Regions from separate parts of the Mus musculus genome. Here region 2 is linked to region 1. Evidence: chromatin loops called from intact Hi-C (ENCODE). Cell type or tissue: heart. All regions are shown on one strand. Links, peaks and the distances in the headings refer to the core of each region. The heading gives the core; the rest is flanking DNA. Region 1 has its middle 60 kb from the start of Vps54. Region 2 holds the start of Gm39606 (a long non-coding RNA gene).

Region 1 (15,819 bases), core at 4,025-12,024:
TTATTATATAATATGCCTTTATAAAAATATTGAAATGGGGGAGATGTTGGGAGCTACTAAGACAACTCTATTGTCCTGATCTCTGAATTGGGCTCTCCCCCCGAGAAGAAAAGGGGGTCAAAAGCGGGCTACAGACTCACGGTTCCAAGAACAACCACAGAATGTTCCAGCCCTAAGTCAGTGCCAGATGTCCTGACCACACCCTGATACCACCAAGTTCCTGCTTCCCGATGTAGCTGCCAAAAGAAAATTTCCAGTGCCCCACCCCTCCTGCTGAGAAGTACTTGTACTTCCCCTTTTGCTTGTGCATTTAAGCCTTGAGCCTTGCTGAATACAGTGACACCTTGATGCTAATCAGACTGGTTCTGTGTCGTTCCTCGCACTTGGTGTCCGTCTTTCTCTCCCCCCATTTGGTTCTTAGGAGAAGGTCCCCTCGAGACCCTCGAATAACTGGACCTGCTGGACGGGTCACCACTGGCTGAAGGTTGGGGTCTTACTGTGGGATTTCTAGTTTTGCCTCATCTACTACATTCTTGGTTAAAGAGATTCATAGCACATCATATAGATCAGTTATTTTAAAATGTGTCAATAGCATTCATGATCTAAGAAACTATTGACAGGGGACTTCAGGATAGGTTTGATGCTTTAGAAAAGCAGTTCGATTTATGAAACCAAATTCAAAATATTAAGATGTGCTCTCAGTGCAATTCCATTCACTGTTTTGTTGGCTCTGTGGACCCAACTTGGAGCATAATACCTTTTAACATGACTGGTCAAAATTTCGGTCTCATTTAAAGAGGTTTTGGAACAATTCTAATTTGGCTTTGGATATGGATTCCCTACATCATGGATATTAGTGACACTAGAGTGGGATCCATTTCTATTGAGGAAGTGTCTACAACCTTTGCTCTGCTGTGCATGAGTTGACTTCATTCATTTCCTGGACGATTTTGCTGATAAATGGAGGAATTGCAGCTGGTTATTCTTATTGGTTTTATTTCTCTTTCCAGTCTGCATCAAGCACTCAGTAATCATACTTATAGTCAACATTTGAACTCTTGAATTAAAACAGAAAGGGGACAATGACATGATCATGTAGGGACAGAGTAACATGGTTCCCACCCCTGGGACAGGGCCAGAAGAGCATTGGCCTCCACAAGCATTGATGACTGCTATGAATGTAAGACTTGTTTGTATGATAATGTACATATTTTCATGTTCTTCCTTCAAGGAATGTCCTCTATGCCAAAGTTAATGACTATGGTAATCAGAGACACCAGGACTCTGAGAAGTGAAGGTGTGTCTATGTCTCTGCAAAATGATAAATGCTGAGACCTTCAGGACAGCCCTCAAGGCTATGGGAAAGAACTCTGAAAACATGAGTTCAAAAATATATAATTTCTCAACTGTGCAAAGTATAAGGATGCAATATGAACTGTAAAAGGAGCTTCAGGGATATAAAGGGTCAGAGAAAGCTGCATTGTAAGCTAGTTTGTCAGAAAAATACAAAGTCAGGCAGATTCCTGAGTTCATGTTGAGCCTGGGACAGAGCTAGGTTGGGTCCAGACAAGGTAGGAATGGTAATTTTAGGGCAGGGTCTGACCCAGCTAGCTTATTGTCTGTGCTAAACAAAGGTAGGTAGATCTCTGAATTCTTTTGAAATGTTTAAAAAAAAAATGTGCTTGCTATCTCTTAAGAATCAAGGGGCTGAGTCATGGAATGTTGATTCATGAGATAATCAAAAGGAAACCTGGGATAATTACTGAATTGATATGTAAATAAAAGACTGGACTTTTGATCTGCAAGAGATAAGCTATCCAGAGAATTTTTAGAATAGTAAGAGAAACTTTCTCCAGACAACTTGTCTGGAGCAGAACACTGAGAGAGCAGTCTGGAAAGCTGCCCTGAGCAAAACATAATCAGGCTGTCAGTTAGTTCCTAACCCACGATTTGACTTTGAGTCCTTTGTTTTGCCACTAGCTGACCACTCCTTCCTCAGAAATCCTCTTTAAACCAAGGCTGGACCTTGGCACATGATAAACTCTAACCTAAGTTCCTTGATGTCAGAGAAACTCATTTCATAGATGCTAGTTCAGTTAGTGACAGGAAGAATTTTCATAATATTGAAAACCACTTCTAGAGATTTTATAAATTGGAACTTTCATTTTAAACACAGAGTCTCATGTCTCCAGGCTGGTCTCAAACCTGGTTTGTAACTGAGAATGGCTTTGAAGTCTGATCCCCCTGCCTCCATCTCTTAATGGTTGGAATTACAGGCGGGGCCACTATGCCTGTTTTCATGCAATAGGAATAAGTCCTGAAGTTTGTGTATGCTGGATAAGCACTCTACCAACTATATCCTCAAGCTGCTAGGAAGGTTAAATAAAGTCTTCTTGAAAACAGAGATAGCGCTGAGTTGCTATGAGACACTAAGCTTATATTTAAAACATTTCAAAAATGCATTTGACTCTTAAAATCTAGGCTATACTAGGGAGGATGTTTTTAATAGAATCAAACAAATTAAAGCTATGGAAGGGTGTTTGCTATTTTTATATCATTTATTATTGTTGGTGTTGATGATGATGATGATTTGTGTGTGTACCATGGTGCATGAGGAGGTTAAAGGGCAACTTTTGGAAGTCAGTGCTGTTTCCATGATAATTGCCTATATGAACAGCTATTAATTAATAAATGTCTTGGCTCCAGGTAGAGAGCCCAACAGATATGGTATAAGAAGATGGCTGCTCTGAGTCAGAAAGCCAGAGAATGGAAGCTGTCTACATCTTGGGGCAGATATTGATTTAACTGTGAATTTTAAAATTGGGATTATTTGCTTTTAGGATAGATTTATGTACAGATTTTATCGAAATCACGTGGGGAATTTTGCCTGGGTTTGGAACTAGGAAAGGGAAAATTTGTCACTGATTCCAAGTAGAGAGAGCAGTAATAATTGCCTGCTATGAACAGGTATTAATTAATAGAAGTCTGTGGCTTCAGGTAGAGAGCTCAACAGATAGATATTATAATAGGTATTAATAAAATAAACATCTGTGGCTCCAGGTAGAGAGCCCAACAGGTAGATGGTATAACAGAGTGGCTGCTCTAGGCAGAGAGCTTAACAAGTAAAAACTCTCTGTTTCCTATAGGCAGATATTAGTGAAATCTTGAATTAATTCCTTTAAAGATGGTATAAAGATATATTGCTCTAATAGGACTTACAGCATACTCAAATTCTGTCTAACATGGGCTTCACGGGAATTTTTGGTTTAAATCCCGGTTTGACAAGCTGCCTGCTAATAAGCAGGTATATATAGAAGCGTGAATCAATTATTTTAAAGATGGTATAATGAGGTCTGCAGGATAACTAACTCATATTCTTTGAAAGTGGGATCCACAGAAATTTTGAATTAAGTTTCTGGCATGGCAAAATAGAAAAAGCCTAAGAATAGGCACATACAGTATTTCAGTTTACTTCATTTGTTTTGGGTTGTTTTAATTTTCAAAATGGGTACAATTTTACTCCTCTGGGAGAGAGGTCAAAATAAAGGTTTTTCTGGTTACTGTCTCAAGGATATGCTGATTTGGGAGAAAGGTTTTGTCTTTGTGTTTTTTGAAAAGGTTTATACACCTTCCAGAGTTATATGGATCAGATATGATGAAGGAAGACCCCCTGAAGAACTAGATTCCAGAGAAACAAACAAAAAAAGTTATTTATCTTGATGATATTAAAATTTTGTTTTGAGATTTGTATATTACATAATATACAGCCTTGGTGAGTCTCATCATTAGACATGCTGAGCTGACCTGCATTGAACTCCTGATCTCTTGGAGTTTCAGCTGGATCCAATCATGACACAGACATTAAAGACTAAAACAATTGTTGGTGTGGCATTCTTAAAGACAACCAACTCCCCATTTCCCCTCCCCTTCCTTCCTCCTTCAAAGATATCTCAATGCCCATATTTAGCTTGAAGAAGTTATCAAGAGTTGTCCGTCCCAGTTCCCTGAGCTGGAAGTGATTATTCTAAGGTTGCTTTTCTGGGTAATTTAGAAATGGTCATAATTGGAACAGGGAGGAACTATCTAAAATTAATTGTGTAGCCATAATCTCATTTGGTAGAAATCTTTACAATAGTTACTAAGTTGACGTCATAATTTCTTATTTTGGTACAGAATTTATTTTCATTGGTATAAATTTCTTCTATTGAGACAAAAAATTTAAAAGTGCAAGGCTTGGACCCAGTCCCTCTATAACTGTTATTACAAACTGATCTGAGATATTTAAGCCTGTGAGTTAAGAGCCAGATAGCAAATTCATGGCTCTGAGTTTATTGTTAGGGTGTTTTCAGATATTTTAATTATATATATGGGGAGTGGATGGACGGATGGGAATGTGAGCAAAACCTGCAGCAAGGGAACCTGGATCAGTCACTGCATGGGGCTAGCCAAGGAAGCAGCAGGGTTGCTGGGGCAGAGAGTAGCTGAGTATAGTGCAGGGTGGTGACATTCTTTAATACTTTTCACAACATTTCTACTGTGGGGCTTTGGTACTGAAAGTCAGGTGGTAGGTATGTGACACTTTTATCAGCTGAACCACCTTACTGCCTCTGTTTACTATTTTATATTCATATTCATGCTTTAAATTTTTGCTTTGTGCTTCATTCCTGGCAGTAGCAATTTTGCTATATAAAAGCATTGTTTTTCCGACTCAATGTGCCCTAAAATTACCTGGAGTGTTTGCTTCAGCCAGTCTGAGACAAAGCCCCTGATTCTATAGGGAACTCCCAGTGAAGCTGGAGACTTTCCTGGAGACAGCTGAGGAGCTGCCTCCTGTAGCGCGTATGGTCTTCCTCTCTAGCCCACCCTTACCTTGGAAGGGAGCTACTTCTGCTCTTCAGCCTAAAACTGAAAAGTCAAACTTTGGGTGGTTAACTGATCTCCTTACATACTCTGCCTTTAAATCAGAAAAATTAAACAGAAGTCAAGTGTAGACTTTAAAGACAACCAGACACATGACCCACATTTTCCATAGTGACCCAGACTTTTCGTGACCTTTCATTTCAACAACCTTCCCACAACTTGAGCTCTTGTTAATTAGCAAGATTTAAAAATAATGTTATCACTGGAAAGTTGTGTTATCTTTTGATCTTGCACATTAGTAAAATCCCCTTAGAAAGCTTTTTGTAGTGATCTGTATCAAGAGATACTCAGCTTGCTTATACCAGAATTGTTTTAATATTTAACCTATAGCGTCACTCTTGATAATTGATTATAAATAACTTGTTTTGTTTAATAGATATTTGTTGAAAGCAACCATGGGCTTTTCACTATAATAGATAATAAATTACTGAAGGAGAAAGGTGCTTGCTACAAAGATATCCATTCACTCTTAACTCAAGGGAACAGCAACAAACTCAATCTTTAGCAGCAGGGTAAGTTTGGACATAATAAAAACTTGAGACATTAAAATGCCAAGTAGATTGTGACACTATAAAGAAATATAGTGAAAAATCACAGAGGCAAGAAATGAAAAAAGGACAGAATTCTAGGTGTTCAGTGTGATTATGTAATGTTTTGATAAATAAAATATTGATGGCTACACATGGTAGTGCATGTCTGCAATCCCAATGCCAAGGGGGTGGGAGGTGGAGGCAGGATTGCAAGTTTGAGGTCAGCCTGAACTGTACAACCAGACTCTTTCTCAAAAACAAACAGCTAAAATGCAAATACACACACACACACACACACACACACACACACACACTATACTGTAGAGAAAGAAATCACACACACACACACACACACACACACACACACACACACACACTGTAATATAAGGCCAACCCCCTCACCACACACAAGGTACTGTAGAGATAGAAAGCCCACACACACTCACACATGAATGATGTCCTATGGTGCCAGATCCTTTAAGGGTTCATTTTTCTTCTTAGCTATTGATGCAACTCATGACAGCTTTCCTTACACCCCCAGACCTCCTTGTCCTTGCTGCCTGTGTGGCTAGCTTTACTTCCTGTCTCTGCACCTGCAAGTGGTAGACAGTGGGCAGCAATGTACAGCTGTTTTCAGAGATGAGACTAACACGGTTTTCCCCAGAGGCTACCATATGCTATACATTTGCCTCAAAAGCTATGTTGTTGCCTCAAACTCAGAAAGATGAAAACCAGACAGTAGGGCATTAAAAAAAAAGTTTTTCTTTTGTTTTTAAAATTTTAATAATTTAATTACATCATTTCCCCCTTATATCCGTGTGTGTGTGTCTAATCTCCTTTTTGTTTGGCTTTTGCTTTTGTTTTTTATTTGTTTTATTTTGAGACAGGGTCTCACTATGTTGCCCTGGTTGTCCCGAAACTTGCTGTGTAGATCAGGCTGGTCTTGAACTCACAGCAATCCAACTGCCTCCGCCTCCCAAGTGCTGAGATTAAATGCATGTGCCACATGCTGAGCTACATATTCCTAAATATAGCCTGCTTAATCTGCATGTTACTTGCACGTATGTTTCAGGGCTGATCATTTGTATTCAGAAGACTACTTCTTCCACTCTGAGGCTTTCTTTTCAAAGCTATTTTTGTTCTGAAGTTATTTGTATTTCCTCCTACTTTTGCTTTAATTGTATTTTTTTTTTGAAGTTTGGTATTCATTTATAAACACAAGTTCACTCATACTTATGTCTACCCAACACTGAAATCACTAACTAGGTCCTCAGTCTGTCACATTCCTAGAATTGCTGTTAAGAGTGAAGAGACAACCGGGCGTGGTGGCGCTCGCCTTTAATCCCAGCACTCGGGAGGCAGAGGCAGGCGGATTTCTGAGTTGGAGGCCAGCCTGGTCTACAAAGTGAGTTCCAGGACAGCCAGGGCTACACAGAGAAACCCTGTCTCGAAAAAAAAAAAAAAAAAAACAGAAAAAAAAAAAAAAAAGAGTGAAGCGGCTGGGGTGGCAAACGGCCTGAAGGCCAAGGTGAAACATTCTTGTTCTTTATACTTGTTGTGTGGCAGAGGCCACAGTACTGACCCAGGATGGAGGTAGAGAGTGGAGGAGAAGAGACAGGATTCTGGAAATGAGGCTACTGGGCGTCATCACCTTATTCTTGTCTTTGTGTGAGCAAGACCTTTCTCTATCTTCCAAGAATTTTTTTTTTAATGCCTTGCTGCCTGGTTTTATTCTTTCTGGGTTTGGGGTAACAGAATGGATGGTACTTTTGTCAAATACCCGCACAGTATCTGGCAGCCTCTGGAGGAAACCTGGTAAGTTTTTTCTCTGAAAATAGCTACATCTGTGAAGTATCTGACCGGAAGCAGAGTAGCAAGGAAAAAAAAAAAAAGCCACTGCAATGTATATATGCTACAGCTGTCAGCTAAAGAACGAACCATCAGATAGCCAATGAAAGGAGGCGAGAGATTCATACTCCATTTTCAGAAGGAAGATGGACAAGTTAGCAATCTGGGACAGATGAGGAGATCCTCCCAACAGATGAGACACACAGTGGTCTGCTGCAAACACTGTAGGTGTAGTGTACACACGGCTTGTTTCCGTGATGACGAGAAACTCCCAGAGAGGAACCTATTCCCCTTGAGTTCCTTTTAGAAAACCTGTCCTTGGGCAGATAAGGAAGCTCAGAAAGAGCCATTCCCTGAATCTGCTGACTTTCAGATTTTATCTTAAGATCATCAACACACCCAAGCAGCAAATTTGAGGGTGTCATGTCCCTAATTCCTTCACTTTGGTTTTTCTCAGCCATGCAAACTTGCTTCTTTTGGACATACTAACCGCACCAAGCAGGTAGGCTACAAATAAACAAAAAAAAAGTATTTATTTGACAAAATTATCCCAGTGCTGGGATCCTGACTCTGGTGCTCCTGCAGGGAGCCAGAATCGAGCTTAGAGCTGCTGTCTCCCAAGTTGTCAACCTGTATTCTCTTTCAGTCTTCTCATGTGTCAAAGCCTTGCTAGTGCTGTAGAGAATAAGGACACACAGAACTAGAAAGGCTAAGGCAGTAGAAAACCAGTCAGTATTTACCTAAGATTACAATGAGCTAATGTGAGCTTCTGCTGCTGAGTGGTGAAGGACATCCTTGATTCTGGAGATGACAGTTTCTCGTGGGTACCCTTCAATGGGTGACTTTCTGTTTAACTCTACTCAGTGCTTGTAGTTTACATTTCTGCTTCTACTCCCGGCTCAGGGAACGGCAGGCAGTGAGGTTGTATGCACATTAATTTTGAATGTAGGATTTAAGTGTTCAATGACCTTGTTGAAAACCCCTTGTTGCTAATGTGTTACAGCAGGTGGCAGCCTTTCCCTGAGAGAGGGGAAGAGCCAATGCAAAACTGGCTTTGGTTTCAATAGTTTAGTGTTTGTCTTCCTCTGATACAAGCATCAAGTCTTGAAGTGGTGGATTTATTAAAGAAGAGAGGTGTACAGGAGCCTGGACCCTGGCATGGTGATATGTGTGTATCTTCCAGAGATGGCCGCAGAGACACTGTCTCTAAGGAGTTAGTCAGATGCCCTAGGAGAATCTGGCCAAGTGAAGACACTACCAAACATGGTGGGCACAGGTGTCAGCATGAGGTTCAGAAAATGGCTCTGAGCTAGACACAGGACAACACAGAACTTCCCCAGAGACTTGGAACATAAATCATTAGCCGTGTACTGAAAATGCATCTGATAGCAGAAGTACCCCCCTTTTCATTACAGATCTGTAAACAGCCGTGTAAACTAATCTGCTAAATTAGAAAGTACAGTGAGTTATTTGGACACAGATTTGCAAAGTTCTTAGTAAAAAGTCAGACGTGGTGGAGAATCTTGGTGGAGACGCTAGAAACCTGATGCTCAGTTTTCTTACTGGCAGGATCACCATTTGTGATGATTACTACTGTCAACCTCACGGGATCTAGTAATCCCCTAGGAGATAAACTCTGCACATATTTATGAGGGACTTTCTAGTTTGGGTTAACTTAAGGTGGGAAGGCAGGGCAACCCTTTATGTGGTGGGGCCATTCCATGGGCTTGGACCCAAGATGGAATATAAAGAAGAAAGCAAGCTGAGTACCAGCAATTCTCAGTCCCTTACCAACCATGGATACAATGTGACTATCACCTCAAGACCTCTCTGCTGTGATGGGCTGTGTCTTCCAACTGAGCGCTAAATCAAACCCTTCCTCCCTTAAACTGCTTGAGTCATGAATTTTGTTACAACACTAAGAAATGAAATGAGTCTATTTATCAAGAAAATGCTATGGGGCTAGAGAGATGGCTCAGCACTTCAGAGCACTTAAGATTTTGGTTGTCAGCAGCCATGGCAGTTGGCTCACAACTGCCTGTGATTCCAGGGTCCCTCTGCCCTCTTCTGGCTTCCATGACAGACACACATATATCTAATTGAAAGAAAAAAATGCTATGTAGAAAAGGATGCTGTTTGAAACATTGCAAATGAGGAGACACATATAGGTGACTGTCCCTATAGATATCTCCATAGTCCCTATAGATGAATCCACCGTGTCTTAAGGAAGTGTGGTGATTAGACTAGAAATGGTAAAGAGCTGGGGCAGATCAGTGAAATCACTATGAATTTAATAAAGTTAAAACTAAAACCTCAGTTCCTCAGCTAAACCAGACATAAATCAGAAGCTCAGCAGCCAGGTGTATCTGTCACACAACATAGATGACAATTTCTGTCATCACAGAATATTTTACTGAATAGCAATGGCCTAGGATGGAAGACCAGGACGCATTGCTAAGTCTAGTTGTTTAGAATGGACACGCCTCACTAATGAGGTAAGTGTTCCTGAACTTGGCAGCAGATTGAAACAGAGCTTCTCACAGCAGCCTGCATCCCAGTAGCATCACATACACTGCCAAGCCTGCTGCCATAGGCCAGGCACTCAGACCTATTGCTACAACTTACAGGTGTTTGCATCAGGCTATCAAGAAGGTGGTGGAGAAGGCTTTTGATAATATATCCATGGTTTACAAGGAACAGCTAAAATACACCTACATTGTTCTGGGATATAATAGAAGGTCCAGCTTGCTTCATTTGAAAGAACTTAATTCTTTCCCTAAGGCAGGCCCAACTATAAGCTTTTCTGACATACACTGTTTTCAGCTGAAGGCTTTCTACAAACACTGTAGAGTAACAGTGTCCTAGGTGGGCTGTGAGCCACTTCCTGTCCCCAAGCCAACTGCTGTCTGCACTGCATAGGGGAAGCTGATGTTTCTTTCTTTCTCTCTCTCCTTCTTTCTCTCTCTCTTTCTTTCTTTTTTCTTCCTTCCTTCCTTTCTTCCTCCCTCCCTCCCTCCCTTCCTTTCTCTCTTTCTTCCTTTCTTTCTGCCTTTCTTCCTCCCTTCCTTCCTCCCTCCTTTCCTTCCTCCCTCCCTTCCTTCCTTTCTTCCTCCCTTTCTTCCTTCTTTCCTTTCTTCCTCCCTCCCTTTCTTCCTTTCTCCCTTCCTCCCTTTCTTTCTCCCTTCCTTCCTTCCTTTATTTAGATTTATTAGTACATTGTAACTGTCTTCAGATAGCCCAGAAGAGGGAATCAGATCTCATTACAGATGGTTGTGAGCCACCATGTGGTTGTTGGGATTTGAACTCAGAACCTTCAGAAGAGCAGTCAGTGCTCTTAACCACTGAGCCATCTATCCAGCCCTGGGAAGCTGATTTCTCAGAAGCTCACCTTTGGAGAAACAAGTCTATTGGGGTGAAAATTCAAAAGTAAAATATTCTTAAGAAAATGAAGCAAAGTGTATGTGACAAATGCTTTTTCTCTAGGAAGTAAATTTATGAGAAATTGTCTTTCTATGATTTGCAATTTTTATAAAAATTTAAAACTTTCAAAACCAGATATTATATCACCATACAAATTGTGAACTGGTGTTTACCATTGGATTTTTGACATTAGAATAAATGCTTTAACACTAATCTCAAAAATTGCTTTGAGTGCTAAATACTTTAGTCAACTTCAAGAACTTATAGAACTTAATTTTAAGGCTTAAAAGGGACATTAACCAGGGATGGGTAGATGGTGGCTAATGTGCACACTACACAAGTGTGAGGACCTTAGTTCTGATCCCCAGACATCTCCTACAAAAAAATCCCAGCATGGCAGTGCATACCCTTTACTCTGTGACTAGTCACTATAGCCCAAGTGATGATCTCCTGGTCCAGTGAGCTCCCAGCTCAAACATGAAAGTGGAAAAGCAGTTGAGGAAGATATCCTGACATGAGTCTACACACACACACACACACACACACACACACACACACACACACACCACAGAGAGAGACAGAAACAGACATAGAGAGAGACAGAGAAAGAGACAGAAACACAGAGACACAGAGACAAAGACAGAGAGCCCAGTGTCTAGGAACTTTGGGTTTACCTATAAATGAAACTCTTCTGTTTTGGGTCCATGGCTCTTATGTCCTACACTTCAGAGACAAAAGACAAGAAAGTCCGTAAATCACAGTGTCACTTTTATCATCAATTAACATGATGCAGTCTCGAAACACAAATAAACGTGGCATGAAGATAACGAGCGGAGTGTTTTTGGAGCTATGACACATGCCTATTCTTCTAAGACAAGACTCTGTAAGCAGGCATGCTGTGTCTGAGGATGCTACGCATGTGCACAACATGGAGACTGTTCAGGAATTGCCTGTCTTGATTCTGTGGTAATTTTTGATTAGTACTGTGTCTTCATATGCTTTAAGGAAGTTATGCATTTCAAAGTTTATATGTTTTTATTTAAATTTGAGACAAACTCTCACAATATAGCTCGTTCTGGTTTTCAACTCTATCGTCCTGAGTCAACCCTAGAGTTCTGGGATTACAGGTATGCACTGCTACTCCTAGGCTGTTTATTAAAGTTTATATACATTTAAAGTTAGTTTTTCATAATTAAATTTGGTGTACTTCTAAAGAATTTCTTGATGTTTCAGTTGAATCCTTCTGTGAGTTCAACATAGTCAAACACATTCTCCAATATCTAAGTACCCTGAGTTTATAGGACCATTTACTTTAATGAAAGTGATTTGAAAAGACAGGAATTTTAAGTACAAAAGCTCAGAAGCACCAGAGACAGTAGAACTTCAAAGCATCAAGGCTCTGGCCCCTCCCCACCAAGCCCACCTCTTAGACTTCTGTTTAAAACCACCATTTCCTGTTTGGAGTTCTTGTCTCACAGCTGAGAAAAAACAAAGGTCACGTGACTTCCGTTCAGCATCTGCCCAGCAGACAGGCCAAGGTGAGAAGACTAAGCAACAACAGGGGAGGCCGTGGGAGGATTGCGGCCAAGCCGGCCTTCTGAGAAACAAGACAGGCAGCTTTGCTCACACCCTCCTTTGCTGCAAGAGTCCTGGCAGCCTCAAAAAGAAAGTTCTGGAATCAAACCAGACCCTTGTGCTTGTTTGGCTGAGAACTTGAAACAAATCCTAGATCAGTCCACTTAAGAAAACAAGCCGATCTGGAGACCATATATACCGGCAGGCATTCTCTGTTGCCTGACAATAGCAGGTAGCGTACCACTACCAACTAATGACCTCCGCAGAATCCTTGGACCTATCTGCGGGTCTTCTGTAGCCCTTTTTTCATAATTAATATTATTTTAAATAACTTGACTCTTTGCTTGATATAAATAACCAAGCTTGTCTTGCTGGTGTGAAACAGCACAGCGCCCCCACCCAGTCCGTCAGTCCCCGAGTCACCCCTACCCTGCATTTCTAGTTCCCACTGCATTTCTAGTTCTTTACATGTGAGCTTTGGTTTACAGGAGTTGTCCAACAGTTCTTGTATTTCCACTCTCAGCATCCTGTGGATGTGTGCTTTGTTCAAGCATCTCTGAAACATAGAAGGACTAGGCTTGGATGAGGCTTAGATCCCACTCTTAAAGCTTTTACATTGATTGCCTCAAAGCATAGCCCACACATCCCATCCATGTGGATAAATGTCAAGAGAGATAGATGGGGCTAGATAGATAGATCGATCGATCTATTTCTCCAGTTCTTTTGGACTGAGTACTAGACTTGACTTACCCCTCCTCACTTCTTGAGGATCATGTCACATGACCTCCCTGACCCAGGGTTTGGTTTTTTTTTTTCTCTATCTTATTTTGCTTTATCTTTTATCTTCAGCAGAAGCAGCATTTCAAAACATCAAGGCTGACTCCATAGTCAGCATTTGAATGTACTTATGTACACTTAAATATGCTTAAGTGCAGATGTTCCCCTGAATCTATGTGTATTTATGTCTATGTGTGCACATACATACATATGTATATGCATGTGAAGGTCAGAGTACAACTTGAGGAGCCCTTCCTTGTTTTGGAAATAGGGTCTCTCACCTGTGACTTGGCGCTCACCTGTTAGGTTAAGCTCACTGTAGCTGAGTCCCAGAGATCTGTTGCTATCTCACCAGTACTGGAATTTTAAGTGTGTGCCACCTTGCCCAGCTTTTAACTGTGGAGAGCTTTGGGGGCTAGAAACTTGGCAGGAATGTGACTTTGGGCCAGGACAGGGAAGTGGGCTCAGATATCTTGGTCATCCTGATAAGCTCCTAGAAACAGTGATCAAGGGACCTTGTTTATTGCCTTGCTTGTTCCTTGACTATTTGTGTTTATTGTCTTCCTTGTTCCCTTGACCTACCACTGACCTTATCACTTGCATGAAATTAAAATGGTATAAAAGCAGACTGGGAAAAAATAAACCCGCTTCAGCCTCAGCACTGGCTGGGGTCAGGCAACAGTGTTGTCTAATTGTCTTTTTTTTTTTCTTTTTAATCCTTGCTCCTGCCCTGGAGAACCTGTTGACTGACTGAGCTGGCTTAGTCATTTAACATAAGTTTTGGGAATGTCCTCAGGCTTGTGTAACAATAGCCCAAGTACCGTCCCTGAGTTTGTGTTTTTAACAAAATATAAAATGTTTTTTATAAGTATAGATATTAAAATTCTATACTGTTCAATAGCTCCCATTCTATTTCTTATTTATTTATGTATTGATTGTTTATTTGAGATAATGTCTTACTCAGAGGCCAGGCTGACTTGTTACTAAGTAGTCCATGCTGTCTTCAAACTTAGAGTCCTCAGACTCCTGAGTGCTAAGATTCTAAATGTAAGCTACCACTCTTGGCCCTGTTTCTTTGTGTGTATGCTCAGGCGCGCGCACGTGTGTGTGTGTGTGTGTGTGTGTGTGTGTGTGTGTGTGTGTGTGTGTACAGCCCTTTCTATGTTCACTTATGCTTGTCTACCTCTTGTCCTCTAACTGCTGTAGAAGTTTACCATGACATCTATGTACAATTACCTTATCTCCAACTGACACAGACTGCCTCTAACCACCCTGTACCACAGACAGCAGCCCTGTGATACTCATACTCCTGCCCACCTCCTCATGGCCCTGTGCAGAGGGGATTTCTGAGTCACAGGTACACCCACACACACATGCAGCCAGAAAACTCTTTAGAATAGGTGCGCGTGTACACTCCTAACAGCAGTGAGCATGGGCTCTTGGTTTTTACATGTTTTCTAAGACTATCATGCTTTTCCAGCTTCCCCGTTTTTACAAATCAAAGGGCATTAAGTAGTATCTAGGATTCTTTAACTGCTTTTCTTGATTACGGTGACTCTGAACTTCTCTTGACTCTTAAGCATTTAGGTTAATGCTTCTGAGAACTAGCCACTTAGACCTTCGACAGCATTTCTGTCGTGTGCCTTGTCTGACTTACCAGAGCTCCTTTGCAAGCTGGGTTTTAGCTCCTTGTTGGGTTGAGGCATTACAAGTATCCCTTCCCAGCTGTCCTCTGCCCAAGTTTGTGACAGTATTCATACACCGGCAATCTTATTATTGCTGCAGCCAAACCTGTCAAGCTATTAATCTGTAGCTTGTACTTTTTGAATACTGTTAACAAAGTTCCCACCTCAAAGTCCCATATACACGCACATGTTTCTCTACTAGCTGTTTGGTTTCAGACCTCAGGATAGGCATAGTTTACACATCAAAGCAGACCTGGTCTCCAGGTTCTCCCAGCATCCCTCAGTCCCTACCTGGCATACCCTGCCCCCAGCCCTGAACTTCTAGCCCAGTGCCTGGGCTGCTCTTCCACCAGACAGAGTCTCTTCCCTATATATAATCCAGACATTTTGGTCTCCCTGCTCTCTCCTTCTTTCTCCCCATGGTGACTTCCCTGGCTTTGGTCCTTGGGGCAGTGAATTCACCCAAGATCAGCTTCCCAATAAACCTGCATTTAATATCTAATCTGTCTTGAATTGGCTCACTTTGCTGGCAGAAAAGTAACTTATCACTAGCTTTATCATCTTTCTTATTTTTTTATAATAAATAAAATAAAACATGAGATTGTTATTGCTCTATGCTTTTAACGCTAATGCAGTGCTGGCCATATTCTAGGAACTTAGAAAGTCATAAAGTCTCCTTCCATCTCTAGTCCTGCTTCTTTGGAAGCCAAGTGAAGGGAGGTGGAGGAGGCTCAGAAGGCTCCCTGGTCAAGGGCATCAGAAAGAGCACAGCTTCTCTCTCTGCCCTGTTGAGAGACCAGGCAGTTTCCTCAGGCAGACTGATAGGACATGGCTATGAATGGACAATAAAGATCATTAACCTCCAAGATGGCTGCCTTCTTCACCCTATTGACCTGGGACAAAGGTCTTGTTGGCTTAAAACAGAAGCCTGGTGGGCTTGTTTTTTCTTAGAAGTATGACTCCCCAATGGTGGATTGGTTTGGTCAGTTCAAAGTCAGACCAGGATGTGTTTAGGCCCAACCTATGGACCTATCAACCTCCCTGTCATTGTTCAAACTGGCCAA
Region 2 (15,819 bases), core at 4,319-12,318, 720 kb after region 1:
TGTCACCAGGCAGGGGACACAAAGGGGCACACACATGCTCAGCTCTCTTTCTCATTTGTAACTAAAGCTTTATTCTACACAACTTGAAACACAGACTCTGACCCCTTTGCCATTGCAGACTGTCCATTGTTCTGGAAACTTATTACTGATTTTCTCTTTTTCTACTTATACAGCCCAGGTCCCACCCAAAATTAACTCAGAGCTTCCCACACTAATTAGTACAATCACAAGAACTTCCTAGAATGCTTAGAGGCCCAGCTCCCCAGTGGTTCCAGATTCTGTCAGGTTAACAATTAACACTAAGTTACCTAGCCAACTAGTAACCTTTCCTCTCTTGGGACAAAGGGCAACCAACCAGGCCAGGCCAGCTGAGGGTTACCTGCAGAAAAAGGGGCAGGAAGAAGGCTCATGGTAAAACTTTCTCCAGTGTTGTATCCACGAGGCAAGCATCGCTCTCCTGAGATGCCCCCAGCCCTCGTTCTAACAACTCCACCTCATGTAAAAACATTGATCTGAGCCAGGTATGGTGGCACATGCCTCTAGTTCCCTGAGTTGAGACCAGCCTGGCCTACAGAGTAAGTTTCAGGATAGCCAGGGTTACTCAGATAAACTCTGTCTTGAACCCCTGCCTCTCCCCCAAAACATATATCTGCATGTACAGGAAATGTGACAATCTCCCCTTCAGGGAGATAAGTGATAGGTGACCTTTGACCCCTTCTTTCTATTTTTTGCCCAAATTCCTTTGTGTAGAGAATGTTCTACTCATATTCAGAAGGAAGGTTTTTCTTTTCTTTCTATTATTCTTAAAAAGCTGTCATATATCCTTTTTATCTTTTTCTTCAAGATCTAGCAAAGAATGAGGAGGATTGCGCCACTGAGCCAATCCTCACACAGAACTCTTTTATTCTTTAATCTTAGAACCTTTTTTTTTTTTTTTGAGACAGCCCAGGCTGTCCTTGAACTCCTGATCCTCCTGCCTCTACCTCCTTAGTGGTAGGATTACAGACACAAGGCACCATGTCTAGTTTTTAGAGCTTTAAAAAAAGTATCCTCCCTCCACATGACAGGCAATATGGATAAAGGAACAGTCCTTTGTGTGTTCATAAGTTTTACCCATAATGTACTGCTGTGCAGCTTCCTTTGGGGTGAAGCTCCAGGCTCTGAGGGTGAAACTTCATGGGGAATGTGTGCCTAGCATATCTGAAGCCATGGGTACAACCCCTAGCACCAAAAAATAAACAAGATCTAAACCAGGTGGTGGTGGTGGTGCATGCCTTTAATCCCAGCACTCCGGAGGCAGAGACAGGCGAGCTCTGAGTTTGAGGCCAGCCTGGTCACAGAGTGAGTTCTAGAACAGCAAAGGCTACACAGAGAAACCCTGTCTTAGAACAAAGGAAAAAAAAATCTAACAAAGAATTAATCAAGCTACGTCCAACCTTACTTCAGGAGTCACTTCCTTCAGAGCATGGGAGAGGTATTAACCAATAACTCACACACCTCAGGTGGGCACTGGGCCTTGCAACCAAGCCCCCTGGAGTGCTGGAGATACCACACCACCATAGCGCCTCTCACTGGAGTGTCCACCAGGATAGTGCAGCCTTGAAGGTATGTGACACCAAGTGTCCCTTCCCCCACACTGGCTGGATATGAGCCCTGGGGTCTGAGTGGGGTGAACATTTTCTGGCTTCAAGAGCTTTCTTCTGCTTTCAGAGTCCCTTCCAGGCTGATCTTCCACTTCTCCAGAGTCCTTCGCTTTTGTGTTTGGGCCAGCAGGAAAAAAGCCCTTGGCTTGGCTCCTTATCTGTCAGGAATCCAACATTTCCAGGGGGCTTGCTTGGTTTCAAGTATTGCCCGAGTCTTTTCTTCCCTCTGTAGCTGAGCTTTTAGCCAGGATTTCTTGGCTCTTAGAAAGATCGAATGCTTGCCTCCCCGAGTGCTCTAGGTCTGTGTTTCATTTGCAGCTGCCTGGCCCTGCACTGGGCGACAGTCTCAGTCCTCCCCTGCCAGCCCATCCCATCATACAGGGCCAACAGAGGAGGTCCTTTGTGTGGTTGTCCTGCAGTGTGGGAGGGAAATGCTTCCAGTTTCCTCCACGGCCCCGTGTCTGCCTTTACCTCAGCACAGCCCAGGGGCAGGGTGGCACTGACTTCAAGAGTGCGCTGGCCATCTCCTAGACCTAGCAAAGAACGGAATGCCAACCCTAAACAGCCCTGGCCCCTAACTGCTTCTAAGTCAGATTGGGAACAGCTCAGCACCTGGTACTTTCCTGACAGAACTTTGCAGCTGATCTTTCCCCACTGGGTTTGGCAAAGCTGTAAAGATTTGGAACCAAAAGAATTCATCAGTTCTGTAGTGCATTATGCCTCAGGCTCTGCCTGCCTAGGGTCTCCTTCCTGGATTCCCCCAGGCACACCCTGACTTTGAAGTCCTCTGGCCTGATGCGTGGCTGCCAGGCCCTGGAGTACAAGTGTCAGGGAAAAGACTGTGGCTTATTTTGGTGGCATTGTTGTCACTCCACGGCCGAGAAAGCAGCTGAGCTCTAGTTTATAGGTAACGGCTGGCAGCCAGTTTAGGACATGAACACAGAAGCAGAGAACTCAAGGACTCTCCAGTGTGTCTCGATCACCAAGGGTGGCCCGTGCCCTGGCATCTATCTCCCAGAAGAGAAGCTACATGGGCAAGCAACAAGGCCTTGGCAAGGCACCCTTCTTTCCTACTGGGGACTGTAAGGGGTGGCCCCGTGCTCTGCTTGTTCCGGGTACCGTGGCTTACATGCAGATAAATAGTATTTGGAGCCTAAGGAAAGTAACTGTGACCAGTGTGCAGTTTTACCTGGTTAGGGAGGAAAGCGGTTGAGTCAGTGGGGAGGGCCTCTGACAGTTCTCACCTCAGTGAGTGTTTGGAAGACAAAGCAGGTCATGGAGAGGCTGCCTTCTTCCAGAGTTACCCAAACCCAAAAGGTTTTGAGTGCTTTGAAGATGAAGGGTCTCTGTCTTAGTTAGGGTTTCATTGCTGTGAGGAGACACCGTGACCAAGGCAACTCTTATAAAGGATAACACTTAATTGGGGCTGACTTACAGGTTCAGAGGTTCGGTCGGTTATCATTATGTTAGAAAGCATAGCAGTACGCAGGCAGACATGGTGCTGGAGGAGCTGAGAGTTCTACATTTTGATCCGAAGGCATCTAGGACGACAGTCTTCCAGACAGCTAGGAGGAGGGTCTCAAAGCCCACACCACAGTGACGCACTTCCTCTAAGGCCACACCTACTCCAACAAGGCCACACCCCCTAATAGTGCTCCTTCCTGGGCCAAGCAGAGTCAAACCACCAGAGTCCCCTTAGAAGCTTTGCACCCAGGGAGTTCCTTTGTCCTCCTGCAACATAGCAGGTAACTCCCCCTTCATTCTTGAGTTACCCTACTCATAGGCGGTCAGGCTCTAGCCTCAGATACAGACAAAAAAACTGATGCTCGGAGTTTGTCCGACTGCTCAAGGTCTGTGAGCGCCAGAGCCATGAAGCCAGTGAGGTCTCAGGCAGGGGCTGGGGATGCGATGCGAGACCCTGTCTCCAGCACCCACTGGCAGTCCCCAGATCCCAGCTCTGGCCCTGCAGGACCTCAGCTCAGGAACACACTGTGGGGTTAGAGGAAGCCTTGCTGCGAGGGGAAGCTGGATCTTGTTTGTATCACACTCCGCTGGCACATCGTGAAGCAAGAGCTCTGTTGTAGCTGAGCTGGTGCACAAAGTCATTGCATGGTGTGCATCCAATGAGGGAAGTAATCCACTCCGAAGCAGGGCGCTGAAGACACCAGGAGCTAGAGGAGAAGGCTGAGAATCACAGCCAGCCAAAGTGATTGGGGTCCCATGTAAAGGAAGCTGTCTGGGAGGCTTCCAGCAGGATCAAATATGGAAGCCTGTGTTTCCTGACGCTTGTCATTTGGTGGGCTTGTGCAAGTCTTGACCTTTTGACCTCTAAGACCCTCACTAGAGAGACTTCTGAGGCCAAGCACCTTGGACCCTAGAATGTCCTTTTGTTCCCAGTCACTGCCATTGTTACTTAGCCACAGAGAGAGAGGTACAACACCAGAAATAAAGAAGCAAAGTGAGCTGGAGGTCAGGAGTTCAAGACCGCCCTCAGCTAAAATATGTGTTCCAGCTCACCTGGGTTACACACACACACACACACACACACACACACACACATATATACACATACACACGCACACACACACACACACACACACACACACTGAATGTCACAGATGTCATGCCTGTAATTGATGCTAACCTTGGACAATATAGCAAGACCAGCTGCAAAAATAAATACATAGACAAAATTGAATGTACAACTTTAAAATAAAATAACCCCAGCTCTTCGGAATGCTCATCACCAGGCCCTCCCCACCGCCGCTTCTCCTTAAGGTCACTGAACACTGCCTCCTCTCCTCTGTCATTATCTGGTTAGGATGACATAGAACTCTTGATATTTCTGCCTCTGCCTCCCAAGTGCTGGGACTGGGGTCAGCCATATGGTAAAGGTGTTTATGTCTAGCCTGAATGGTTCTTGGGGTAAGAGGCTGACCCTGACCACATGCTGGGACTACAGGTGTGGGTCACATCGCTCAGACAACACACCACAGTATAAAAGCATGCACAGCTTGTTCCTAGGTCCCTGGTGCCTTTTCCTCTCTGGTAGCTTCCACCCCAGGTCTCATGTCCTGACTGTTTCCTCTGTTGGAGCATTTGTCTACACATCTTGAGGGTGGCCCTCTTCTTGCTGGTAAGGTCTCAAGTGCCCCTCTCCAGGAGGCATCTTCCAGACCAGCACTGCACCTCAGCCCTATAGTGTTAGTGTGGGTTAGCCCTTTTCCCTTATCCCTTCCACCTCCCCACCTTTCCCAGGCCCGTCCTCATTCTCCAGGATTTTCCTCCTGCCTCAGCCTTTGAGCTCTGGGATTTCAGGCACGGGTCATTATATACAGCCTACTTTAATTTCTCCATATATTCACCAATATATAAAACGGTTTAACTTTGGATCTACTCTGCTCTTCCTATTAAGATATAAAATACTGCAATAGGGGAGATGCCTCACTTGGGAAAGAGCCTGCCAAGCATGTATAAGGACCTGAATTTGGAGCACTGATGTAAAATTGTTACAGGACATCTGTCACCCCCTGGGGGTGGTGGCAGGAAGACAGAGCCCTCTGGTCAGCAGGCCTAGCTGAACCATTATGTTTACTGAGAGACTGCATTCCTTACTTGCCTTGATGCTCTGACAAAAGTGACATTAATTTACATCATGGTTGGGGAGCAGCAGGAACTTCAGGGAGCTGAGCCCATTGCTTTGCAGTCAGCAAAAAGAGAGGAATGGATATTCAGGATTAGATAGCTCCCTCCTGTTTATGTAGTCCAGGACCCAAGCCCAGGGAACCACAAAATCTTCCATGTCAATCAAGACACCCTCTAAGGTATGCCAGGTGATTCCATCCAAGTTCTGTCAAGTTGACAATTCATAGTGATACTCACAGGAGCCGTGTCTCCAGTGGACAGTGATGGAGGAGGACACTGATCTGGTCTCCTCAGGTACTTACACACATGCATGTGTACCCACACGAACACACAGACACCACATACCCACACATTTAAATATATATGTACACACACCAGTGGTTCTCAATCTCCCCCGTGCTTCAACCTTTAATACAGTCCCTCATGTTGTGGTGACCCCCAACCATACAATAACTCTAAGTTTGCTGCTGTTATGAACTGTAACGTAAATTTCTGATATGTGGGGTATCTGATATTCGACCCTTAAAGAGGTCACGGCACACAGGTTGAGAACTGCTGACATACACAAACGTTTTTTAAATACTAGGCTTGGACTGTAGCACACTGGTAGAGTGCCTTCCTAGCCTGTATGAGGTTCTGAGCTCCATCCGATAAAAAAGGTGGGTGTTGGCCGGCTGCAATCAGACGGCCTGGTGCACTCTGAGCACGCACTGAATTTGATATAAGCACTCACTGGAGAAGGAACACAGAAACCCAATTTGTGAAGATGGTGCCATCTCAGGATGGCTACTGCAGGACCGGAGAGGGAAGCCAGAGAGTTCCCTGCTTCCCAGGGGTTGGCTGTGAACAGAAGACTGGGCGGGGTAAATAGAAGATGGACAGGCGAGAGCAATTCTAAGCATTCCTCCCCAGGTCTGAGTTAGCCGCGCTGCTGAGGAGGTCGGATCAAGGAGCAGGAAATTCCTAGCAAAGGTTTCAGGATGATTAATAGGTTGAGGGGTACACAGCATCTCTGCATCCTTAACTAAGTGCTTTCTCGTGGGAGCCTAGGATTTTTAGAAGACAAAGACATCCAGAAGAGTCTGGGAACCATGGGGAATCAGTGATTGATCCCCTTGGATTTCAGAAGTAAGGAAAACCCATTACCCAACCTTTTAGGGACCAATATTGAGTTCCTGTTTCGGAAGGTCTCCCTAGGTAATTAAGGGATTGCTGAACGCGCAGAAGGCACTCTTACACACGGGTTAGCCTGCTAACTCTCAGCTCTCACCCTCTGCCACACTTAGATCTTTCCGGAACACATCACACAAACTGCTCACAGGCAGGGCTGCATCTTTTATTATTCACCCAGTGACCGAACACCGACTTCTCCAGACCCCCACCCTAAGGATGCATCCCGATCACAGCTTCTTGCCTTCCCAGCCCCCTCTACCCAATTCCAAATTCCATCGTCGTCGGGGTTGGAAAAAAAAAAAAAGAGTCCACGGCATCCTGGGTTATATGATTTTAACTCTGCCAATCCCAAAGGCTCCAAGTGTCGCAGCTTCCTGCTGGGGAATAGTGACTGAGACATCTCCCTGGGCTACTTAGGTTTGGGGTCGTACCCCCAACCTCCAGTCCCCATGCCTGAGCACCTGAGACAGGGGTTCTCTGTGTAGCCCTGGCTGTGTTGGAATTCGCTGCGTAGACCAGGCTGGCCTGAAACTCCGCGATCTACCTGCTTCTGCCTCCGGAGTTTAAAGGCAAGCGTCACCACGCCCGGCTTTGTTTTTATTTTAAGAACTGAAACAAGTTATCAATTGGAAACTCCCAAGGTATCTCCAGAGAGCTTCCAGAGGCCATTGGGTCTTGAGGTCTCTATGACTTTCGAGCCGTGAGGCTCTGGGGTCGCGATCCCCACAGGGTCCTCCCTATGGTTGTTGGTACTACTCGGTCTGGGACACCCTAGCCGGGGGCGTTCTGGAACCGCTCTGCATTGTTGCATAAACCCTGCTCGTCCCACCTGCGCTGAAGTTAGCCTCATCTCAGGCTCGGCTAAATTCTCCACTAGACAGATGCGAGCAGGATAAGAAACGTAATCGGGAAGGGGCCCGGGATGCAGGCGCCGTATTTAAAGAACACATACAAACACACTTGCAATATCCCTGGTCAGTCGCTCCCCCAGGCGGCGGCGCAGCGCCCTCTGGAGGCAGAGCGTGGCCTTGCAATCCCTGCACGCCTGAGAGCTGTGCGCCAGAGCCAGGGGAACCTGAAGCTTTTGGAGAAACTGCAACAGCTTGGGGAAGGGAGTGAAAGTGTCCAGTAAGTTCTGAGAAACGCCAAGGACAAAGGAAAGGGGTCTTCATAAAGACAGGCTTTCTGTGTTTAGCTCTGGCTGTCCTAGAACACCAAATGGCCCCAAACTCAGAGATCTACCTGCTTCTGCCTCCTAAGTGTTGGGCCATCCTTCAGGGCTCCTCCTTCCATTTTCAATGAATCCCTGAAATCTTCCCGACACAGTGCCACCCGTTACCTACAGTTTGATGTTATTTATTTGTTTGTTTGTTTGTTTGTTTGTTTGTTTATTTTTAAATGCAGGTAGTCTTGCTATGTTGCCTAGGGGTCTTGAAATCGTGTTCTCAAGCAATCCTTCGTCCGCATCCTCTGGAGTAGCCTGGACTCCATGCTTGTGCTCTGGGATGGTGACATTTAACAGTCATGTTTAACCATCGTTGTACTTACAATACCAGTGCAATTTAAAGGTCCCCACCTTCTGGCCACCTTCTATTTTCTTGCTGGTTTTGAGTGTGCTTGTCCCTTGTGGCCCCTACACATTTCTCTGCCTTTCTCACGCGCAGTCACTAAAATGTAGACTATTAACATGCCCATCCCAGTCCAGAGCCTGCAGTTGCCCACTGGCATGTCTGGACCTCTCCTATGGCACTCAGGACCCCAGGGGATCCGTAGGGGGCTCTCTCAGTTCTTTTTTGTACTTCAGTCTGGCAGGATGCAGCCACCCCGCTAGCTGAGGCCCCTCTTCCCCTGTTAACAGGTGCTCATTGCTCTCAGCCTCCTCTCTATCTGGAATTTCTCTTCTCTGGCCACTCCACACTGAACTCAGGCAGGCTCTCCTTGCCTTCCCTCTGAGTCCCTCTTTATTCCATTTATGCCTGGTGGGAATACCTCCAACTTCACACCTTCCTTCTCTTTCGTGTGCTTTCCTGCTGTATCAGTTTTGTATTGCCACACAATCAGGCCACCGCCCCTTGGCTTAAACTGTAGCTTCAAACAATAAACATTTATTTGCTCCAGAGTCTGCGGGCCAGCTGGTGAGCCTTCCAGCCTGCCTCTGCTACAGCTTGCTGATGTGTCACGTGGTGAACTGGCAGGACACGGCTGGTGCTTGGCTGTCACCTAAGGTGAAACCGTGACTGGATCACATGTGCCCCATTCAACAGCCTGGGTCTCTCTCAGGCTTCTTTCCATTGCCAAAGATGTAAGTGCAAAAGCTAGCTACAAGACTTCTTGAACCCCGGGCTTGGAACTGAGACATGCTTACATATTCAGGGAGGTTAAGTCACAAGGCCAAGTCAGACATGGGATTGAGCAAAGACACTTCAACTCCTGCTACAAAGGAGCTATGGAAGACAGCAGCTGCAGTCTAAAGAGATGGTTCAGCCATTAAAGGCTAAGGTTCACACCAAAAGGACAGGAGGACTGCAGCCATTTAGTGTCCAGTTCAGCCTTATGCTCACAAAATGGTGGCTGGCTCCCTCCTGTGACTTGAGGCCACCAACACAGCCATTGCTGCCAGCACTGGCAGACCCCATTGCCTACAGCCCTGGTGCCCGTTGGCATTTATATGACTAGTGGAGGCACCAGGGAAGTGGCCTCGACAGTGCTTTCCTGGTCCCTCGTGGAAGCCTGCTTGTCTGGAACTGGGACCAGTTTGCTGTCACAGGCTCTCTGTGACTGAAGTCAGACAGGCCTGAGGAGAGCTGCTGGCTCTTCTTCCTGTGGCGTCTGGGCATGAGAGGTGGCTTCTCGGCTTCTGGTTTTTGTCTGTAAATAGGAGTGGCCACGGAGCCACATGCAGAACACAAGCCCCATTAGCCTGTGTTTAGAAGGGCATCAGAACTCATACCCCGGGACATCGCTGTGGAGGAAACCCCCCTCCCCCATCCCCATGTATGTCACTCACAGGGTCCTTTCACAGACACTCACCTCTCAGTTCCCTCTGTCCTTTGTGGGGAAGACTTAGGCACTTCTGAGACTTTAATGTCTACCCAGACTCCACTTCCTGGGCCTGCACCCTGGTTTAATTTTAAACCTACTAGCTCTAATATTTAACCCAGAGCTTGGCATGGAGGTATCTGTGCTGGCTAGTCTTATGTCAGCTTGACACAAGCTAGAGTCATTCGGGAAGAGGAACTCTCATTGAGAACATGCCTCCATCAGATTGGCTTGTAGGCAGGTCTACAGTGCATTTTCTTAATTAGTGATTGATGGGGAAGGCCCAGCCCATTGTGCTTCCACCCCTGGATAAATAGCCCTGCGTGGTTGGTATAAGACAGCAGGCTGAGCAAGCCATGGAGAGCAAGTGGGTAAGGAACATTTCTCCATGGCTTCTGTTCCAGTTTCTGCTTCAGGTTCCTGCTTGGCTTCCCTTGGTGATGGATTCGCCGTAAGGTGAACTAAACCCTTTCCTCCTCATGTTGCTTTTGGCCATGGAGTTTTATCACAGTAAGAACACCCCCACCCCCACCCCCACCCCAGGGCTCAATAAAATCTTTTTTTTAAAAAAGATTTATTTATTATATGTAAGTACACTGTAGCTGTCTTCAGACACTCCAGAAGAGGGTGTCAGATCTCCTTACGGATGGTTGTGAGCCACCATGTGGTTGCTGGGATTTGAACTCTGAACCTTCGGAAGAGCAGTCGGGTGCTCTTACCCACTGAGCCATCTCACCAGCCCCTCAATAAAATCTTTAGTGACTTGGGGTTCATGTTAACAAATGCTGAACAGATTAAAATTTCAAGATGCTCTCAATTCTGAAACTTATGAAAGAGATTTTGTTTTTGCTCTGCTGCCAAGGCTGGCCTTGAACTCCTGAGCTCAAGTGATCCTCCTGTCTCAGAGTAGTTAAAACTGTTGGGGAAAAGTTTGAATTTTGGAGCATTTTAGGTCAACTGGTGAAGTCTATACAAACACTCGAGAATCGGAAGTACTCTGAAATCCAAATATTAGGGACTAGAAAGTCCCTGGCCTTTTTGATAAGGGATCCTCAACTGGCAGTTTCTCTTTTCTTTGGGTGAGAGTGTTCTGCTCTGTTCTCAAGCCAAGTCAACTCATGGTGGCTGAAGTTAAGATATTCCTAGGAACTGGGAGGAGGGGCGATCCTCTTTGCCAACATTAGTCACTAGAAAGTGGAGGAAGGCTGGGGCGCCTCATCAGGAGGCACCCCAGCATTTCCATGCTCTCTCCCAGCCCTCAGCTATTCAGGGTTGACAGTGAACCCCAGGTTCTAATGATGGCTTCCTAGGGAGTTCAGATCACAGAGAATTGCCATCCTGCCTCTGCTTCCCCACGCATCTCGGAGTGTTGTAATAACCTGCGATTGCAACCAGTGCATTAGGGTTTTACTGCTGTGAACAGACACCATGACCAAGGCAACTCTTATAAGGACAACATTTAATTGGGGGTGGTTTACAGGTTTAGAGGTTCAGTCCATTATCATCAAGGCAGGAACATAGCAGCGACCAGGCGGGCATGCTGTAGGAGGAACTGAGAGAGAGTTCTACAACTTATTCTAAAGGCAAACAGGAGAAGACTGGCTTCCAGGTAGCTAGGATGAGGGTCTTAAGGCCCATACACATGGTGACACACTTCCTCCAACATGGCCACACCTCCAAATAGTGCCACTCCCTGGGCCAAGTGTATTCAAACCATCACACAGTAGATCCTGAAAGGTGACGGAGGCAGGTTGACTGGATTGAAAGAGACATCAGGTCGCAGAGAGCATGGTGAGAACAGACTCTCCAGACTCTCACAGCTTCTGTGAACCAGCTCTTTAAGTGGGGGAAACCAGGGCTATTACACTTCTGAGGGTGGATAGGGGCTTTCAGGGTGAATGTACAGGATTTTTGTTTTGTTTTGTTTTGTTTTGTTTTGTTCTGTTTTGTTTTTTCGAGACAGGGTTTCTCTGTATACCCCTGGCTGTCCTGGAACTTACTTTGTAAACCAGGTTGGCCTTGAACTCAGAAATCTGCCTGCCTCTGCCTCCCAAGTGCTGGGATTAAAGGCGTGCTCCACCACCGCCCAGCTACTCTGGTGGATCTTTAGGTTTCAAAGGTCCCACATTCCCAATTAGCCAGTATCCTGGGGATGCCTCATTTACATAAGGAGGAATTTCAGGTACTGCTGGACATGACCTTATAAGGGGAGAGGGAGTTTAACTTGGCTGCATGCTATGTGACCTCCTCCGAGGAACAAAGGTAGGGGTGCAGGAATATGTGCACTGGGACACACGGGTCCAGGGCAGGAGGGGAGCAATCCTATGCCTGCCAATTTCAAGATGAGATTTCTGTGGTGTGAACATACCTCAACTCCACTCTTGCTCCGGTGGGCTGCAACACCCTCCTCTGCCACTCCCCCCCCCCCCCCCCGCCCCACATCCCAAGGCTCTCTAGCCCCACAGAAAATGGTGGCACCAAGCACAGATGAAAAGGAACAGGGTGTGACTGGGTGTGCCTGGACGCCATTAGGATATGTTGAGCATCTCACAGAACAAGTTTACATACACCCACATATGTGCCCTTCAGAGTGAGCAGAGACAGAAGTATGCCACAGTGACCGGGGGATGATGAGCATACCCTAGGGCCTCGGGGCTCTTCCCCAAGCCAGGATCCAGAAGACCTATGAGAGAAATCTGGGAGCCAGGTGGGCCAGAGCTTGTAGCACAGGGGGAAAGGGGTTCTTCTGTTATGGCAGTAGAAAGGCATCCTGGACCAGTAAGGGAGAAGATGGAAGCAGAGCCGGGTGAAGAAGGTTGAGTCCCTCACCTGCTTCGGTTTTTCACCTGTTTCATCAGTAGCTACACTCCTCTGAAAGGTAAGTGTGCATCAGTCCATGGCTGTGTTAAAAGTACAGAGGAAAAAAAGCAGGGGGATGGAAGAGAGTGGGTGCATGTGTTTAATGGCAAGTCAGTACTCAGGGTGAGCTTGAGAAAGCAAGTGGGGTCTTGAAGTGCACAATTCTGGGAAAAGGAACTTGAAAACCCAAGAGCAGTGGTTCTCAACCTGTGGGTCGTGACCCCTTTGAGGGTTGTATGCCCGATATCCTGTCTGTCAGATATTTATATTACAATTCATAACAGTAGCAAAATCAGAGTTGTGAGATAGCAAATGAAAATAATTTTATGGTTGGGGGACACCACAGCACGAAGAACTGTATTAAAGTGTCATGGCATAGGGAAGGAAGGTGGAGAACCACTGCTGCAGGGTGTAGATTTACATTCCAAGAGGAGGGCTCTGACTGACAGACAAGGGAGGTGAGGCTGATGTGGCAGGGCTCCAGAGTCACTTGCTAATCGACCACCGGTGGTGGCAGTTTTTGGGAGAAAAGGTGTTCCCAGGCTTAACCAGAATTAACCCAGCGGCATAAAATATCCACCTAGCTATGTGCGGTGGTGCAGGCCTTAGCCACAGGACTCAGAAAGCAGAAGCAGATGTCTCTCTGTGTATTTAAGGCCAGCCTGGTCTACACAGTGAGTCTCAGGACAGCCAGAGCTATGCAATGAGACCCTAAAGAGCCAGCTGAGCCAGCCCTCCTGGAGTCATGTTGATGTTGTGGGGCTTGCTGCCACTGGGGGCCATGTTGATGTGAGTGGATTGAGTTGCCACCTGAGGCACGGCATGTTGTATGGTCAGTGTGGCTGTCAGAGGCCATGTCTAGATACAAGGTTCTATTGCAGCTGGGGGGCCATGTTCACACGGTCTGTGCTGTTACCAGAAACCATGTGGAAGCCTATGACCCTGTCTCCTGCTGACTGTGAAGATGCACAGTTGAGTGAGAGCGACATGGAAGGATTCTGTGACAACCCCAGCTCCTCCCCAACTCTATCCTTGAAAAGCAGCAGCCTGAAGTCATCAAAGAGAACTCTTAAAAAATATGATGGGTATGCTGATGTGTGAATCGGCACAGTGATGGCTTCTGGTGAGCTCAGGAGGGGAGGACTCAGCTCTGGTTAAGGGCAGACCACTGAGAGTTTGACCATGCTCCAGTGGGTATGTAGACAACACAAACTGGACTCTTTTTGAAAATTGTAATTAATTAATTAATTAATTAATTAATTAATTTTTGGGAGGTCGCAAGAGTCAGGGGCAGACATGAAAGGACCGGGAAATAAGTGTGATTGAGTGCATGATGTGAAATTCCCAAAAAAATCAATAAAATTTTATTATGTTGAAACAAACAATTCCTACCTACCTAATCTCTAAGTATTGGGCTCTTGAGTGAGCTTAGGAAATTCAAGTTTTTTTTTATTTGAATTTATTATTAAGATTCATTTTATTTTTAATTATGTGTTGGGGTGTGTGTGTTCATGACTATAAGTGCCCCAGTGGCTGACTGCTTTAAAAGCCATGTTCTGGCCCCTGATTGATCCAAGGTGGCCCAGGAATCCATATTACTAGAAATTTGCTCAAATAATTATATGATCACTTGGCACTGGTTCTCTGGCAGGGAGATAGAAGGAAAGTTTCTTTTTTTTTTTTTTTTTTTTTTTACTTTAAAAAAAAATTATTTATTTATTATATGTAAGTACACTGTAGCTGTCTTCAGACACTCCAGAAGAGGGAGTCAGATCTCGTTACGGATGGTTGTGAGCCACCATGTGGTTGCTGGGATTTGAACTCCGGACCTTCGGAGGAGCAGTCGGGTGCTCTTAACCACTGAGCCATCCCACCAGCCCCCAAAAGGAAAGTTTCTAAGCTGTGATCTTTTTCCTCCCTTTGCAATTCTGTCTTGATCCAGCCCAAGGTGGGCCCTCTTGTCCTCCCTCGGCACCACCATGCTTGGCACACACTTCCTTTTAATGCTGACCTGTGTGTTCAGCACAGAGAGACTGAGTGGACCTTGGGATGGGGAGATGACGGGTGGGGGACACTATTTCAGAATACTTTTGATTGATGAGAACCCAAGTGGGTTCCACTATGAACTGCACCTGAAACACTCCCTATAGGCTCATGCGTTGAATGCGTGGTTTTTAGTTGGTGGTGCTGTCGTGTGAAGTGATAGAAATTTTAGGAGGTGGGGCCTCAGTAGAAGAAGATGTCACAGGAAGATTGCATTCTTTCTGTTGGCTTACTCTGGTTCAGGGTCTCTTCTGTTCTTCTCCTTCCCCAACTGTGTTTTCCTCTTCCTCCTCCTGTCACCATGATGTTCTGTCTTATGACAAGCTAGAATCAGCAAAGCCAAGGACTATGGACTGAACCCTCTGAAACTGTGAGCCAAAATAAATGCTTTCTCCTTCATGGTGTTTGGTTTAGAGTGACAAACTAAAATGAACACAGCAAATTAGCTGGATCATACATACAAACAAAACTTGCCCAAAGGACTTATTCTCCTCATGTGCAGCAGCTGCTGCTCAAGACTCTGAAAGTATTCCCGCACTCACAGTGTACAAGGACCCGTCCTTGACCTGCACCCCCGAGTCTACTCCCTACCCTGCTATCTAGCACCCCGGCTATGTAGGCTACATTTCTCATGGTGGTTAAACTTCAGGGCAGGCTGGCTCTCAGCCCTTGGTCCTAAGTCTCCACTAATTGTACCCCTTTCCCATATAAAACAGCATTTCAGTTCTTATCCAGAAATAATACTGGGTGCCCTTTACAATCCACTTAATAGAAAAAGGGGCAAAGGTGTGTGAGGTCAAAACTATTTCATAAAAAGATGCACTTACTCTCTCCACTCTTGTGTTCCCCTTATGGGAAGAAAGCTAAGTGCTTTGGGAAATGCAGTCGATATTACAGCAGACACAAATGCAGAAGCAAACAGGAGACTCCATCTGTCTTTCATTGAGCTAAACAGTAAAAACAAACAAACAAACAAATAAATGGCAGAAATGTAAAATAGTACCATACTTAACATTTTTTTTTGTTTCACAAACTATATTTTTCTAAATAAACCCACGTGTAGTGGTTTTATTATTATAAGAAGTAACCATCTTCTAGATTCTTAGTTTTCACTCCTAAATTGGTAAATGTTCAGAGGTACAACCCACATAGACAGAAAAATCCTCTTGGAGGTTCTTCTGGGTGATGTTTGAGTATAAGATAGTGGTTCTTAACCATGGGTCGTGACCCCCTGGGGGTCAAACTTTCATAGGAACTGCCTAAGACACAGATATTTACATTATGATTCATAACAGTAGAAAAATTACAGTTATGAAGTAGCAATAAAAACAATTTTATGGTTGGGGTCACCACAACGTGAGGAACTGTATTAAAGGGCCACAGTCTTTTTTTTTTTCTTGTTTTCAGGTTTATTGAA

Evidence for each region. Hi-C counts contacts between places; a loop is a spot of excess contacts. Peaks named below come from ENCODE experiments on the same cell type or tissue, not always from the same donor. Only the 100,000 strongest peaks of a DNase experiment are listed, where the experiment ranks them.
Region 2: it touches region 1 in a loop (3-fold over the local background); 6 of 42 quality-filtered maps call a loop at or near these places.

Annotation. Positions count from the first base shown.
Region 1 is chr11:21,171,035-21,186,853 of GRCm38, reverse strand. No RefSeq gene overlaps it. Among named protein-coding and RNA genes, the nearest start is that of Vps54, 60 kb to the left of the region's middle. In heart, for the core only: a CTCF peak has its summit at 8,300 (motif pointing right); a DNase peak (open chromatin) is centred at 8,303.
Region 2 is chr11:20,446,827-20,462,645 of GRCm38, reverse strand. It overlaps Gm39606 (a long non-coding RNA gene), which reads right to left and starts at 9,570. Exons shown (of 2, transcript XR_872284.2): 1 at 9,492-9,570; 2 at 6,611-9,329. It also overlaps the pseudogene Gm12034. In heart, for the core only: a CTCF peak has its summit at 7,471 (motif pointing left); DNase peaks (open chromatin) are centred at 6,122 and 7,335; H3K4me3 peaks cover 1,882 bases; H3K27ac peaks cover 1,118 bases; H3K27me3 peaks cover 804 bases.